Linked DNA regions of Homo sapiens: region 2 is linked to region 1. Evidence: chromatin contacts called from ENCODE Hi-C or POLR2A ChIA-PET data. All regions are on one chromosome and are shown on one strand. The core of a region is the stretch at or near the end of the contact, and the rest is flanking DNA. Distances in the headings are between cores, read along the strand shown. Region 1 overlaps LOC124901750 (a long non-coding RNA gene). Region 2 overlaps STRA8 (stimulated by retinoic acid 8).

Region 1 (2,700 bases), core at 145-2,644:
CCCATGCCCTCATTGCCACTGAAGAGCTTCTGCCATCTGAGCATGTAATCTCTCCAAGACAACATTTACGTTCTTGTGTAAACATAGATCATTGTGTAGCATAATCTCTATAAGAATTGTAATTCCTATCATATTTAAAAAGAGAGTAACAAGGAGACTTCAGTGTTTCTAAATGCACCCCTTCTGAAAGCATTTAAATCTTGATTTTAAATTTTATCATTTAGCTACAATGAATAAGCTCCCCTGGGTCATTCTCTAATGGCAATTTAAGCCAGGTCTTGGATCTTGTTTAATCCTCACAATAATATTCTGAGGTGAACATTTTTATTATATTCATCTTACAGATGAGCCTCACAAAACCTGAGTAGCAAGACACAGTCGCAAAGCTAGTATATAGCTGCAGCAAGATTCAAATCCAAGTTGACCTAACTCCAAAGCCCACGCTCTTGGCCACTGTCCCATACTGTTTTTAGTTTAATTTTTTTTTTTTTTGAGACAGAGTCTCGCTCTGTCACCCAGGCTGGAGTATAGTGGCTTGATCTCAACTCACTGCAACCTCCACCTCCTGGGTTCAAGCTATTCTCCTGCCTCAGCCTCCTGAGTAGCTGGGATTACAGGCGTGTGCCACCACACCAGGCTAATTTTTTGTAATTTTAGTAGAGACGGGGTTTCACCGTGTTAGCCAGTATGGTCTCGATCTCCTGACCTCGTGATCCATCTGCCTTGGCCTCCCAAAGTGCTGGGATTACAGGCGTGAGCCCACCGCGTGCCTGGCTGAAAAAAATTTTTAATTAAAATACCCATCCAAAATTGGTCAAAGAATAAAGTGGTTCAATGAAGCTACAGTGAGCAAGTTTCATTTTCATTCTCTGAAAGAGTAACATGGTGCCACACCAGTTCAACAGGACACCGAGTGGAGCTAGAGAGCTTAGATTTTTTTTCCACACAAAATTTAAGTGTGTGCTTTTGAAAGTGGGAGAAATAGGCGTTTGCTTTCCTTCTTTTCTTAAACTGTCTGCTTTGGTATTTGGAGAATTCAGAGCTTGTATATTAAAGCCTAACTGAACTATATAAATACACACATAGGAAGAGGAGAACAAGACATTTTATTTGCAGAAAATAAAACAAAGCAAAAAATTGTGTTTTCTTTAGCATGGAGTATTAAAAGCCATAGAGCTCCAGCCTTCGAAAGCTATCAGTGCCAGGGCCTTCCATTAAAAACTGTAAAGACCAGTCTAGCTAGTCTAAACAGAAAAGGAATTTGTTAAAGGATATTGGGTGGCTCACAGACTCTTTGGGAAAGCCAAGAGAGTTAAGCTTGGAAAGCCAGTCAGCTGAGAACAAGACTCAGTGAACAGTGTGAGATGGTTCCAGCAAGGACAATGGCCCTGCCGCTGGGCACAGACACTGCCCTCCTGCTGGAACATCTGCTGCTGCTAGCCCACTTGGCAATGGTCAGAGCGATTGCAGAAGTGGCTACAAATCCCTGTCCTCCTCTGTCCATCCACGCTCCCTTACAGGGAACTTTGAATGTCCTCCCAGCTGATTCTGGGCTCAGCTGCTGGGCCGACTTCATTCCTTTTTTCTGCGTGTGAGTTCAAAGTCAATACCAGATGGATTGTGAGCACGGACAGGAATGCTTTCCTGCACTGAGAAATACCTACTTCTCCCCATTGCCAGGCCCTTGGCTCCCACAGCTGTGGCTGTGTCTGCACACACAGGGCCTTTGTGTAGTCTGAATATGCCAGTTCCCACAAACCTCCAGCTGCGATTCCCTTTTTACCAACCATTCCCATCTAAGGAGTCAAAGGACGAATCACATTGCAAGGGACAATGGGTGTACAGGCTTGCTGAGAGAGCTTGCTTCAAATCCATGAGATGAAGAGACTCATGGGCAGTACGAGGCCATGGAGGCACTGCTGTTTTGGCAAAGAATGCTGGTCGTGACCACTTCCTTCTCTTTATTCTTCCTCAGAGTTCAACACTGGCCTTGCCCAAGTACCATGCTGAGAACTGGACCTCAGGAACTCCGACACACACGCCCTTTTCAGAAATTTGTAATTTCATCATTTCTTGACCAAATGACTCCAACCACAGAAAGGCACAAATTTTCCATTGGGATTTATTCTGCCCTCCCCTTTGGTGGGTATACTTTTTCTCTTTCTTGCTTTTGAAACCCCACTCATTATGTGAAGTATAGGTTTTTCAAACTGATTTTAAAGTAAACTTGTTATTAAATATACACATCGTGTCTTTCTGTCTTCCTAACTCCACTTTATAGATTTGAGAATTGAGACACAGAACAGTCTATGGCTCAGAAAAGCTAAATTCAATTTTTATTTGGCCTACGGGCCCTAATCTGGGCTTTGAAGTCTAAAGATCTAGAATTACCCACCGTCTTCCTACCCTCAGTCTGGTCAGACTCCGATGCATAAAGCTGGGAACCTCACTCCCCAAGCACCGGCAATCCAAGACTTCCCGTTTCTGGTTGCAATTGCAGGCTAGTAAATTTGGAGCACAGGATGGAACTATTTCTAGTACAGGCAAATAATTTGTAATAATTAAGAAGTATGAAGTTAATGAAAAGCAATTAACCCCATGGCAAGTTCGGCCATAAATTTTACTCCCAAAGTGAACGCATGATGCAGGTATGAGCCTTGATTTCAGATAAAGAAAAGAATGCAGAGCTATTATTAAATA
Region 2 (2,700 bases), core at 158-2,657, 560 kb after region 1:
CACTGAGGGCTGCTGTATCCCTGCCTTAAGTCCATTATATACTAAATGCCATAGGCTGGATGGCTTATAAACAACAGAAATGTATTTCTTACAGTTCTGGAGGTTGGGGAGTCTACGACCAAGGTGCCAGCAGAGTCAGAGGCTCGGTTTTTCACAGACGGCACCTTCTGGATAAAATTCACATGGTGTAGGGGCAAGGAATCTCTCTGGAACCTCTTTCTTTAAAAAAATTTTTTTTTTTTCTAAGACAGAGTCTCACTCTGTCACCCAGGCTGGAGTGCAGTGGTGTGATCTTGGCTCACTGCAACCTCCGCCTCCTGGGTTCAAGTGATTCTCCTGCCTCAGCCTGCCGAGTGGCTGGGATTACAGGTGCATGCCACTATGCTCAGCTAATTTTTGTATTTTTAGCAGAGACAGGGTTTTGCCATGTTGGCCAGGCTGGTCTCGAACCCCTGACCTCAGATGATCCACCCACCTCGGCTCCCAAAATGCTAGGATTACAGGCGTGAGCCACAGCGCCTGGCTCTGGGGCCTGTTTTATAAGGGCACTAATCCCATCATGAGGGGCCCATCTTCATGCCCTAGTCTATGATCTCCCGGAGTCCCCCACCTCCTAACACCATCACCCTGGGGATTAGGCTTCAGCATATGAATTTCGGAAGAACACAATCCATCGGTCTCTAGCACCCAGGGCAGCTTGCGGGCAGGTTCTCCCAGCTGACCTGGAAGGAGAAGGCGGGGAGGGGGCTCTGGGGCACAGAGAATAAGGGCCAACATGCAAATAGGCATGGGCCCTGAGTTTAGGGGACTCTCTGAGTTCTGCAAAGGGGGGTTGCTGCTTTTCATGGTGCTGATGGGAACGGATATGGAAGGAGGGGAGAAAAGGATAGCTGACCCCATGAAGTGGGAAGACACAAAATAGGATGTGAAAAGATTTTAAAACAAGAAGCAGCGTGACTAACAATGTCCCAAAGGTGTGTTTTCTGAGAGAAATCCTTTAGGACTGAAATTCCCTTGCTGCTTTGCTTGAAAAACCTGTGGTCTTAGAGCCTGAAGGCACAGGTTCTTCAGATACCTGTGCTGCTATCATGGCTAAAAAGAATCCTGGACATTTATTTTTCTGCTTTGGGGGTGAGAGGGACATATCCTTGTGATCCCAATGAATATCTCATTGTCCTCTCAAGGGGAGCCTGGCCTATGGGTGCCTGTGAGGCCTTGGGGCCACAGCTGTCCCTAGTAACCCAGCTGGCCTTTCAGCAGAGCTTCAGGGAAACCACACATCAACATTTTCCCTCCATTCTCCCTGTTCCACCCAGGCCTAGATGGACTTGGGGAGAAGTGGGATTGTCAGAGGAGGGCTTTGTCCTCTCCAAATCGACCTTACAGAGTGACTCAAGTGCTTCTCAGCTGTGAGTGGAGTTTCATTTTGCTGCAATTGGCTGGAAGACACATTCCTGTTTCTGTGCTGAGCTTGGACTGCAAAGACAACCATCGAGAAGCTGCCAGCCTGTCCTTGCCAGGCAATATTCAGAACTCCCTGCCCTGCTGATGGAACAGAAAAACAACCTATTAAAAATGTTCCACTTCCCCTAGAAAAGTCAGGGGTTGCTGCCAGAGGGTTCCTCATCCCGGGAGGAAGTGAGGGCTGCCTGCTGACTCACAGTGAGTGAGTGCCAGCTGTCCTACAGACACACAGCCTCTGTGCTCTAAGAAGCCCTTTGAAGCAGGGTCCACATTGCAGGGCCTGGCTCTTAGCGGGCATTCCTAAATGTTGCACGAGCCCCTGCCACCTTTCCTAAAGGCTGAGCTAACTCATCATCTTCTGAGGCCCTGCAATAACAGTTGCTGTCAGCTTTTGAAGGATTTTCATGTCTGCTTCCAAACTGTGCTGCTTATGGTGACATAAGCTCGAGTCACACAGGGCTTCTCCCCTTGTCCCAGGCAGGCAGGAGGAAAAGAGCCTGCACAACAGGCCTCCTTTCTGCACCAGGGCTTGAGTTCCACGTTAGACCCACTGAGCAGTGGCAACTCAGTGAACTGAACTCAAGATGTGCGGCGTGCTCCAGAGCTGCCTCAGCAGCCACAGTGGAACCAGAACTGTGGGGGCATTCTGCAGAAGATTGAGGGATAGAGGAACTCTCGTTCCCTTGTTCCAGTGGCCACAGCTCAGAACACTAAATTAGGGCACAGGAGCCAGTCTCACCACAGTCTCGATTTTCCAGGGGATTCCAGACATGATATGTGAGCAGAGGTAACACAAACCTTTCAAGGAGAGGTCTGGGCTGTCTGAGAATTTACATGTGCTTGGTTCATACTGTAACCCAAATCTTTCAGGGGAGGGGGAAGCAGAGTTGAAAGATCAGGATCCTGAATATTTGTTGCCTTTTCTTCCTTTCTGTTGTCAGTTCAGTGCTTGCCAGCTGCAACCCAGAAAACCCAGAGGAGAAGTTTCAGCTCTATATGCAGATCATCAACTTTTTTAAAGGCCTTAGCTGTGCAAACACTCAAGTAAAGCAGGTAGGATGGAGTAGAGGGCCGTGGTACCTCTGCCCACCTTGCTTAGATAGCAAAAAGGGCTCTTAAGGGCAGCCCTAACCAGAACTCACCCCAATCATACCATGAGGAGCCACTGGGCAGGGACACTCTCCATTCTCTCTGGCTTGCTCCATGAATGGTCACCTTCAGCCTGATGCATCCTGT

What was found. A loop is a pair of places that touch in the nucleus more often than their neighbours do. ChIA-PET counts read pairs that join two places held with the same protein, here RNA polymerase II (POLR2A). Pooled maps may share reads with other maps.
Region 2: a loop to region 1 is called in a map of esophagus muscularis mucosa, with 2.7 times the contacts of the local background. The contact joins two enhancer-like sites. A Hi-C loop is called at or near these places in 3 of 168 maps with a recorded cell type or tissue (IMR-90, esophagus muscularis mucosa and prostate gland) and 1 of 50 pooled maps. POLR2A ChIA-PET finds 5 or more read pairs at or near these places in 1 of 52 experiments (GM12878).

Annotation. Positions count from the first base shown.
Region 1 is chr7:134,689,282-134,691,981 of GRCh38, forward strand. All of the region lies in intron 1 of LOC124901750 (a long non-coding RNA gene), which reads right to left. Among named protein-coding and RNA genes, the nearest start is that of BPGM, 44 kb to the left of the region's middle. Within about 2 kb of position 1,395, at least 7 of the 41 ENCODE cell types and tissues checked have a DNase peak (open chromatin) inside an H3K27ac peak, as active enhancers do.
Region 2 is chr7:135,252,709-135,255,408 of GRCh38, forward strand. It overlaps STRA8 (stimulated by retinoic acid 8), which reads left to right. Exons shown (of 9, transcript NM_001394401.1): 8 at 2,406-2,517. Among named protein-coding and RNA genes, the nearest start is that of STRA8, 20 kb to the left of the region's middle. Within about 2 kb of position 1,408, at least 29 of the 41 ENCODE cell types and tissues checked have a DNase peak (open chromatin) inside an H3K27ac peak, as active enhancers do.